Linked DNA regions of Homo sapiens: region 2 is linked to region 1. The links are chromatin loops, found by intact Hi-C in ENCODE. Cell type or tissue: mammary epithelial cell. All regions are shown on one strand. Links, peaks and the distances in the headings refer to the core of each region. The heading gives the core; the rest is flanking DNA. Region 1 has its middle 530 kb from the start of KCTD16. Region 2 overlaps KCTD16 (potassium channel tetramerization domain containing 16).

Region 1 (5,391 bases), core at 126-5,125:
GTCCTGATTATGAAACACATATAAATTTTTTTTATTAAAAAGTATTCATTTCTTAATTTTAATAATTATTTAAATTTTTACTATCATTCTATGCTCTGAAGAAACTGTAGTGAATAGCAAAGTTCTTGCTCTCACAGAGGAGAAGACGATAGAGTTCCAGGGGAGAAAACAGACAATTAACAAGTAAATATGTATACAATTTTGGATAGAAGCATTGCAATAAAGAAAATCAAGCAGGGTAAGAAATTAGAGAGTTTAGGTGAAAGCTGGAAGATCTTTAATTGGGTTACAGGGACAGTCTCTGAAGAAGTGACATTTAAGAACAGATCTGAATGATAACAAACTTTCTGCTATGTGAAAACCTAAGGACACAGAACTTGAATGTAGGAACTAGCTGTGCAAAAGAGCATGGTTTGAAAATAAACATGTAGTATTTGAGGACGAGCAAATAAGGCCAGTATGGCAATAATGCAGGAAGCAAAGGCGACAGCCATGAAAAATAATATAAGAGAGAGAAAGATGTGCAAATCTAAAATAACCCTTGTTCACCATGAAATGGAGTTTGGATTGAATTCTATGTGCAATGGAAAGGCATTGGAGAATCTTAATGAGAAAACCTGCAATTTGATGTGCACCTTAAGAAGCTCACTCTAGCGACTATGGGGGGAATGGATCTTAGGGGAATAAAGAAAAAAGGAAATATTAGTGAAGGAGCTACAGCAAGAGTCCAGGCAAGAGAGCTGGTGGCTGAGGCAAGGAATGTGGCAGGAGATGTGAGAAATAATTGGATTTGAAACACGTGTCAAGGACTGAGCTGACAGGTGTTAAGGAACAGAGTGTAAAAGAGGAGGAGAAGAGGTCTAAGGATCGAGCCCAGGGTGGCACTCCAATGCTTAATGCTTAAGACTTAAGAAAAAAGTCAGCAAAGGAAATTGATAAGTCCTTGAAGGAGCCAGGAGAGGAGGGAGTGATACCTGGAAGCCAAGCGAAGAAAGAGCTTTAAGAAGAAAGGGATCTGCTATGTCAAACGAAGTTGACAGGAAGGATAAGGAAGAGGACAAGTTAAAGATCATTGATAACCTTAATAAGAGCCCTTTTATTATTAGGACAAAAGTCCTATTGGAATAGGTGAAGGAGAAAAGAGGGGTTGAAGCTACGGAGAAAGAAGCTCTTTAAAGGACTTTGCTGTGAACACAAATAGAAAAGTGAGTTTTTGAAAAATTGATATGAAGATGTTTGCTTGCCTATAGGATTTGAGATAATAATAAGCTTTATTATAATAGGGTTGACTATACTGCCAATGTTGATGACATCCCGTATCAAAAATTTCTCTGCATAAGTCTAGTATTATAGTAGCCAGCACACTATGTAATTAAAATGTTAGGCCTACATAGGAATCTTGACCCTGCTTTTGGTAAATGTGTGAGCTTAGACAAGTTAGTTAAGCTCCTTGAACAACTGTTTTCTTATCCATAATATGGGGATAATATTGGGCTTTTTAAAGGAGTAAATGTGATAATATAGAGAGAGTATTTACAGCAGTGCCTGAAACACTCAATAGTTGAGATGAAATATCATCATTACTGTTTAGTGCTTGACTGTTAATACCTTCTACAATCAGTGATATAGCCCATTAGGATTTTAGCTGCACCAAAGAGAACTATTTCTGTCTTGACATCCTCCCCCTTTATGTGTCTCTTTTTCCAAGCTAGACCCTAATATTATTTCCCATTTCAAAGCACCACAGGGGATATAGCCAAGGGGATGAAACGGCTGTGTGTCAGGCCACATACCAAAACACAGTGAGTTAATGTCATTTTAAACATAGTTTGCTTATGTGTAAATTAGCTTGCAGATTTTCAAGCTTCCTACCACTAATTACTAAATTAGTAAGAGTTACCCTGCAGGGAAAGCAGCAATGAGGAAGACAAACATGGCATTCTTATGTGACTGCTCATTTGCATCATTCCTACAACTCTGGCTTGCCGGAAGACAACCCCCTGCTTCTCCTAGTTAAATCTAATATGGCACTTACAGTTTTATACAAGAATATTAGGCAACAAATTAGCCCAAAGCTACAATTAATTATAATCCAGAGTCAACCCAGGGGAATAGAAAACTAAACACATTTCTTAACATTTAGCTCTCCTCTTGGCCCATGCAAATTGGCAAGATAATTTCCTAACTCAGGACCTGCAGGTTGAAATTTCAGCAAAGAAGCTTTGGTAAGAAAGCTGTGACATGTATGGTTTCTGATGTATATAGTCACTTGAAAACAGTACCTCACTTCAAATCCCAATTCTCACTGACTAACTTCTTGCCTTGAGTGAATCTATTAGTCAGGACAATCTTGTATGCAAGAAAGAGGCAGAAGTCCAATTCAAACAGCTTAAGAAAATATGTGGACACAGTTAAAGGGGAGGTTGCGGATAAAAATGCTTTGGGCATGACTACATCCAAGGGCTGAAAGGATGTGATCAGCAATTGGTCTCTGTTTCTTGTGTTTTCTTCTGTGTACATCATCTTCACTGTGAGCAGTCTCAGCAGAAAAAAATGTATTTCATTTGTTTATGGCAGCTTGAAAGTACCCCTAGAATTTAGTCATGTACCCACCCCTACACCAATCACTGTAGCCTGTGTTGTATTAATGCTGACTAAGTCAGGCCTGGGTTACAGGCCTAATGCTAAAGACAGGTGGCACCATCTTCCCCTAAGCCACACAGAATGCTGTTGGTTTCATTCCCCCAGGGAAAATCAAAATGTTGTTATTATCCTAAGGAAAGAAGTGTGAGTTGAGGAGTGTTAGAAAGGAAAATGCAACAGATGCCCAGTATTGCAAATGATGCAATTGCTTAAAGTTTGTTTCCATGTTTTTATATATATATATAACAACTATTATTATAGTACCTGTCTGTTTTAGTCCATTTTATGCTACTATAGCAGAATACTACAGACTGTATTATATATATATATATATATCTATGTATAATATATATGTTATATAGCAGAATACTACAGACTGTATTATATATATATAAAATATCTATGTATAATATATTTGTTATATGTATATGTATTATACATTATACATAGAGATTATATATATTATATATTACAATAGAGAGTATATATTATAAATAGATATATATTATGCAAGAGCTATTATATATTATATATAGAGAGAGATTTTATATATATATCTCTCTCTCTAACATATACCCAAGCTGGAACGCAGCAGTGTGAGCATAGCTCATTGCAGCCTTGAACTCCTATGTCACTGACCTCGATCCCTGTTGGACTGAACAAAGGATGATGGTACTCCATGTAGGTAGGGCTACAGGTTCCTGGTTAATTTATTTTTATCGTTATATATATATATATTGTAGAGATGAGGCCTCTCTATGCTGCTCAGACTGTATCAAACTCCTGGCTTCAAGGGATAATCCTGCCTCAGCCTCTCAAAGTGCTGGGATTAAAGACATAAGCCACCAAAACTGGACCCTAGCTTATGATGAATAGAAATGTATTTCTAATGGTTCTGGAGCTAGGAAGTTTGCAGGTGCTGGCATCTTGTGAGGGCCTTCTTGTGCATCCTCATATGGTGGAAGGCTAGAGGGCAAAAGGAAACAAATGCTGTGTCCCTATATGGCAGAAGACAGTGAACTCATTTCCACACCTTTTTTATAGGGGCATTAATCCACTCATGAGAGCAGAGCCCTCATGACCTAAGCACCTCCTATCCTCCTAAAACAGTTACATTGGGGGCTAAGTTTTCAACACATGAATTATGGGGAATCAGATAAAGGCATTACCTCATGGGATAAGAACATTTGGCAAAAACTACAGGCTAAATAATTGTTATTGCTTCCTCAAAGTTATTATGTGTATACATTACTATAGACCCTCACAACTGATTTCACGTTATCATTTCATATGTAATTACACACACATTGTATGTTATAAATAAATTATTTTATCCTGTTTAGCAAGTGGTTCTTTGAGCATATGAAGGTAAATATTTCTCAAAAGCACACATCATATTGCAAACATGGTTAGTGTTAGCCTTCCAGTCACCACACTCAAAATATCCAGACTTTTCTTAGATGAGTGAGGAGAATTTGGTTGGATTTAGGAAGGTCAAACACCAGGAACCTTCATCTATAAAACTCCTGATGATAAACCCCATAGAAAGGTCAAGCATAAACACAGTTGGTAACCCTGGTCAGTCATTCAATTGAGGTTATTTTATCTTACTAAATTTAACAAATTATCACAAGGTGTACTTAGGCCAATAACCTGCCTTAGTTTTTGACCATGTGATTTTGTAGTCTTTCTTAAATGTCATTTTAATCTCACACATTGTACCTACCAGGCTAAGTAATTCTATTAATAGATTCGAAAATATTATATATCCTCTTTTGATCTTAAATGTTTGGTAGGTCCTATGTATACACAAAAAGTAGAACTACCTGAAGAAGATTTTCTCTGTACCAATTGGTATCTTACTTTTTGAAAAGAGCAGGAAATAAACTAATACTGGTTTTAATAATAAAGGAAATGCATTGACCCATTTAGCTGGATAATCCAGAGGTAAGGTGAGAGATTAAGGATCAGATTGAATAGATTCCTATCTCATTTTTCTGCAAATAATTTAGCAGCTCTCTTCTCAATTTTTTCACTTTCTCATCTGACTGGCTTTTCTGTGGTAGAAAGATGCTTATATACGTTTTGGATCTCACATCCACATATTCACTATCCAGAGGAAGAGAGGGTAAAGTGCTCCAATGACGTAGAGAGTAAAAACAAGCTTTATTGTTAGAATTGTTATTCATAAACCATGAACAAACATATCTTTGGGTATCCCTGGCCTGAAAAGAGCCATATATCCATCTCAGATGGAAGGCATGGGCAGATGGGCTTCAGCCATTCAGAACCAATCTGTGATGGTGTCCCCCTCTTGTGTTCAGCTTCTTTTATTTAGCATGCTGTGTTGCAAGTTTATCTCTATTGCAGCATGCATCAGTACTTTATTCCTTTTTATGGTTGAATAATTCCATTGTTTTCATATACCACCATGTGTTTATCCATTCATCCAGTGATGAACATTTGGGCTGTTTTTTTACCTTTTATTTATGGTGAATATTGTTACTAAAAACATGCATGCACATGTACTTATGTCAGTAATTTCTTTTAATTATTTTGGATATATAGCTAGGGATGGAATCCCTTAGCCGTATGGTAATTCTATGCTTAACTTTTTGAGGAACTGCCAAACTGTTTTACACATTGGTTGAACCACTTTACATTATTACCAGTAATACACAAGTGTTTTGATATCTCTGTATCTTTGCCAACACTTATTTTTGTGTGTTTTGATAGTAGTCCTTCTAA
Region 2 (5,391 bases), core at 327-5,326, 210 kb after region 1:
ACCTTTTTCTGTTTTGTTGTTTTCACAATCTTGAGACTAAAAGGATGGGATTTGTATAGGCTGTATGTCATAAAACAGTAAACAATCAATTTTTCCTATTCAAACAAGAAGACACCCTTTTTCCTTGTATGTTTTTGTCTTTGGTTGCTATTTACTTATTAAAAAAAGAGTACCACAAAATATGGGAAACAGCTGATATTAACATGTTTGTATATTATTTTGGCTAATTTTTAATCTGCTATATTTCCAGCACTTCCTCAAAGCATCATAAATAGCAATGTAAGATATTCTATAGTTGTACAGACCTACGAGAAGTTATGTTATAGAAAATAACTAAGAGGAAAATGATGCAGTCCTTTCTAAGTCCCCAACTGTTGCTTCAGCTTTCAGAAACTATAGATGAATGAGAATACACACTGCAAACCTCAAGGTGCCAGAGGACATTGTGAACATCATTGCACTATGAGCATAAAGCCTGGGCTTTGCAAAGAGACCTGCAGGTAGCAGCTCCCTAAAGAGTAGATCAAGTTAATTACCATGTTATTCATTTACTCTATCAGGAAAAAAATCTCTTATGCCTCAGGTACACAAAACTGATTATTATTAACATCTTTTTCCCTCCTCACACTCTCTCACATTTGTTAATATCAGGTGACAGAGAGACCAGGACATCCATCTCCTTAATGAAAAAAAAACAAACAAACTGACAGTCTATTATTTCTAGGTACTAAGGGCCACTCTTTCCCAGGGGCAAAGGGAGAAAGAATGATTTGCTGCTAACTGTGTGGCTTCTCTGTCTAACTCCAATAAGTTCACTACTTTCTCACCATTTCCAATCCCTTCCCGTCTATCCATGTTAAAGACAAAACAGAAATTCATGCTGGACTTTCTGGAGCAAAGGGTGCAAGCTCTGGTTAAGGCAGAAAATGAGTCATTAAACTGGGGCATATGTGGAAATTAGCAGGGAAAGGTCTTGGGTTCCCACTTCATCCCCAGGGAAGAAACAGTTAAGGTAGCTCACCCATTTGCAATAGCTTTAGGACCACAGACCACAGTCCACCAGCATTCAACTCACCTTCTCCTTGTCTTTCATTTCCTCCTAGATAGACTTGCTGTTTTCTCTCAAAGACAATCTAAAACGGTCAATATTTGGGACCCACCAAATCCTCCCCACCTCCACCTCTTCCTTCAAATAGGAGACCAGCCAGAGCTGAGGTAAAAATCAGTTGAGAAAGGGATGGCAAAATGGTGCAAAAAATATATCTCCTTCAATGTCCCCAATCACAGACTAGATGAAGAAATTGAGGCTTCAAGGAAAGCGTATGGTGGGGGAAAGGGGCACTGTTAGATAAAGGATGCTGTGATTTATTAAATATGTTTACCCTATACTCCAGACGCGTGAAGAACAAACAGAATAAAAAGAGAGGGAAAGAAATGTATAGAAAAAAAGTAGAACATTCAGGGAGGATGGAGAGGAGAAAAGCTTTATTTGTATCAAAGGTACCTATGTGTCTGTGATTTTGTCTCTTGGAGACATCCTATTTAATTGCTGCATATCCATCAGGAAGCAGACAGCCTTGAAGAGCATGTTTGAACTCAGACCTATCCACAGAGGAAGAGCAATACCATTTCAATATACTAGCTATCTTCCAGTTATGTAGGGTGTTTTTGTTTCTTGCTACCCTAAAGATAGCAAGACTCACATGGTGAGTCAGAAGAAAGAGAAAAACAAGTCAAAGACTGAGTTTAGTCCTCAGAATTTATTTTTGGTGCTTTCATAACATGGTAATAAGAATAAGCAAGGGGTTTATGGGGTGTGCCTGGAGCTCTTTGGCAATCTTAGCATTTGAAAACCCTGCCCTCCTCCTGGGCCTTTGTTGCTGACCTATTGATTTTTTTAAGCTCTGCAACATGAGGCTGGCTTACTGAAGGCTGAAGCTGCTCTGCCTGGCTAAGGGTTTTTATCATCCCCTTATTGAAATGAAGACTTATCATGACCTGTTTCAGTGGCAGCTGCCATTTGGGACAAGATTGATGTGGGCTCTGAATATTTTTTTAGTCATGGGAAGGAATGCTGCCTTTGGGTTGAAATTGGAGGGAAGAAGTATTGTCTAAGCAGTTCGTATTTTTTCCTTTTTCACTGTCCTCGTTGCAAAAATTATGATCCTTCTGATCAAGTCCTGTTCAATTCAATTTATCAGAAGGGTGAGTTTTTGATCAGTGGCTGTGTACAAATCTCCCCAAATCTCTCCAGAGATCTCAAGAGGAGTCTTTCTCCTGATCTACTACCAGTGCTTTCCTGGGCTCCCCATACACCCTTTTTCCACCCATGCTCCCCAGCAAGTAGAGAGAGCCCCCTTGTGTCCTCACCACCCACATCGCAGAATCTTTAGGGAGTGTTCTCAGGACCCTTGATTTTTGGGGGAAACTAGCTGCTGTTCTGGGCAGAACAATGGTGACAAATAAATTCCTTCCTGCTGTTCATTCTGTAAGTCTGCAGCCAACTTTTTCTCTTAATGTTGGTTCTTTACTTGTCTATGTCATTCTGGAACAGTGGAGGCATAGACTTTCCCTGTGCCTAAATTTAATGAAGTTTTGGCTCTATTTAAGCAATTTCTAAGGCTTTGGAGGTCATTAACTTCACAAATCTCCATCACAGTTGCTTTCTCTCTCTCAAGTTTTCAGAGGAAAGCCCACAGCTTTCCACAAAAGAATTCATGGGAAAACTTTTTCTCCAAACCCCTCCATCACTTCAGTCTGTCTAAGCTTCCATCCCTCTTGTGGACTGAAATTCAGCACGGTACAGCATCCTTGTAGCCACTATTGCTAAGGATCAGCTTATTGAGGCAAAATAGACTATCTCATTCCTAAGTGACTTCAGTGGTAACAGAGTTTTAAGGAGGATTACTGTAGACTAGATCCTCACCTTCTCCTGCTTGGCCTTCTGTACCTTGTGGGACTTTTTACTTTGGGTCCATGCAGTATGGATATTGTGACTTTAGAATAGTTTCTCAAGACAAAGCTGTAACTGTTATCTCACTTACATGAGATAGCATATGAGAAGTGTCCTAGCTTGATTCCACAGATGCAGTTCTAGACCCAGAACCATCTCTTCCTCTCTGGGTCTTAACTTTCCCTTTCTGTACAAGAAATACAAGGAAGGGAATGGGTTAAATAAACATTTCCCAAAGTGTGTTTCTCAAAACCGGAAGAAAGTTTGGTGAGACCAGTCTGGGAGATTCTGGGTTAAAGTTTGAAAGTTTTTGTTTTGTTTTGTTTTGTTTTCACTGCAAAACTCCCAGGACTTTAAATATAATAAAGAGCATTTTAAAAGTGCAAGGTGGAAAGTGTAAAAGAGATTACATCTCTCAAACTGTACGTTGCCCAATTCCTTCCATTTTTTCAGTGCATATCATGGGGCAAGTATGCCACCAAAAACACTTCACAACAGCAAAAGGCTGAATTATTTCTAAAGCTCCCCCAAGCTGTAAAATTATTTTTTGTAGAATTTTCCCTTCTGATTAAAAAACATAATGCTTAACACTATTAGCAATGTCATAAAACGGTAAAGTATAAAAAAAAGGATTCAGATATTCAGTGTTGAAGCTGAATTCCTTTTTAAAATTTGCATTTTGGAATAATAGTAATAAGAATGGATAAGGGTTATTAAGCAGCTATTTAATGTACAAGATACTGTGATAAGTGCTTTATATAGATTATCTAATTTAACTCTCACAAGAACCTTGTGATATATCCATTATTTCTATTTCCTATTTACAGATAAGGAAACTGGTGTTTCAAGAGGTTTGAAAAATAGTACAAAGCCATCCAATTAGCAAGAGACAGAGGCAACGCCTCCGCCTATTACAGTTTAATTCTAAGTATAATAAATAACCAATTCATTAAGTCTTCTCCTTTTCTGTACCCAAACTCAGCAAGCTGCCACAACAAACCAGAAATAAACTAATTGCAATGGTAATTATATTTCATCTAAATTTCTTGAGTTAGCATAAAATAATGTTGACTCATCAGTCTCTTAGGTATACTGGAAATAGATATATATAACAACTAAATGTTACCAAATGATTTATTATGATTTGTGCTAAATTACAATGCATATGAAATGGAGTCATTTATGGAAACACATAAAAATAGTTACCTATTCTGTAATTATATTCACACAAGAATCTGAAATATAGTTTCTGTTCTTCCTTTTAAAATATATCCACAGAATGACTTTTGTAGTTTTCACCATACAATTTTACAATACTGATACTGCACCTGTATCATTTACCATACTATAAGAACTAAACAGAATATGAAAGCAGTTAATAGCAAATTAATTTTTTATATCCATCAATGAATCCAAAGAAAAGAGTAGTTTGTTTCCATTGGCAGTGAGAATAGATGGTAGTAATTCGCAGTGTAGATATTGCATACATAGATATGTATGTATATATTTATATGTTGCTCAGGGCTGTTCCATCTATAGGCGGTTGCCTTCTGAGTGAACCAATGATTGCCAAAATGATGTGCAATTCCATTGGGACAATTAGTAGTAGCATTTTCTATCATGTTTTTCTCGCAAAAACAAATAGGTAAGAAAGAAATACAGCAGGCGAAGATCTACAGTGTTACATCCCAAGGTAAAAACAGTTAGAGTTATTAGAGTCACAGTAGTTTATGTATATTTGCTATTCACAGACTGCAGACTTTTTGCTGAATAACTGAGCTGCTGAGAACTGACGACATGTAGACATGCATTCATGTGAGTCCATAATTAATGATGTTTATACTGTAATAAGCACATTCATTTTAACACCAGTCAGTAAACAAATTCCTTTAAAGTTTGAGCTAAATCTGCTATCACAATTACGCACAAAAATAACCTGTAAACAATATGACGTTACATTTATGTACAAGCGAACTGCATTGGAAAGGAGAAGAGGTAATTTCATTGGGTGTCACTTGTTATTCATCAATGTGCAACAAACTGACCCAAGTCATCAAGTGCTTGAATGACGTCAGGAAAAAGTAACATGAGCAAGGCCCCAATAAGTCACCACTCAGCATTAGTACCAGCAAAATTCAGAATCCTCTATTTGTGGTGACATCACATTCACAGCATCAGAAACAGATGTCACAAGGAGCTTGATAATCCCTGGTCAGATGCACTTGAAATTTCCAGGTAACCTGATCAACAGGGTCTTTAACTTTAAAAGTGTAAGGGGTGGTGCTGATGTTATGTAAAAAAGTCAATTTAATTTGGACGAATTATTTTGTGGGTTAGGTTCGACCCAGTGCTCTGGTTTTGAAAGACATGGGGAAGAGGAATTCAACTAAGATTACTAAGTTCCTTCAGCCAACACAAAGATTCCTGATTTTACAGAC

The links. A loop is a pair of places that touch in the nucleus more often than their neighbours do. Peaks named below come from ENCODE experiments on the same cell type or tissue, not always from the same donor. Only the 100,000 strongest peaks of a DNase experiment are listed, where the experiment ranks them.
Region 2: it touches region 1 in a loop (2.1-fold over the local background); 1 of 110 quality-filtered maps calls a loop at or near these places.

Annotation. Positions count from the first base shown.
Region 1 is chr5:144,695,213-144,700,603 of GRCh38, reverse strand. No RefSeq gene overlaps it. Among named protein-coding and RNA genes, the nearest start is that of KCTD16, 530 kb to the right of the region's middle. In mammary epithelial cell, for the core only: a CTCF peak has its summit at 2,703; a DNase peak (open chromatin) is centred at 2,493; H3K27ac peaks cover 404 bases.
Region 2 is chr5:144,484,369-144,489,759 of GRCh38, reverse strand. KCTD16 (potassium channel tetramerization domain containing 16) reads right to left here. Exons shown (of 4, transcript NM_020768.4): 4 at 4,074-5,391. Among named protein-coding and RNA genes, the nearest start is that of KCTD16, 320 kb to the right of the region's middle. RefSeq lists an enhancer at 1,606-2,107. In mammary epithelial cell, for the core only: a CTCF peak has its summit at 2,358 (motif pointing left); no DNase peak of the experiment used is centred there; H3K27me3 peaks cover 135 bases.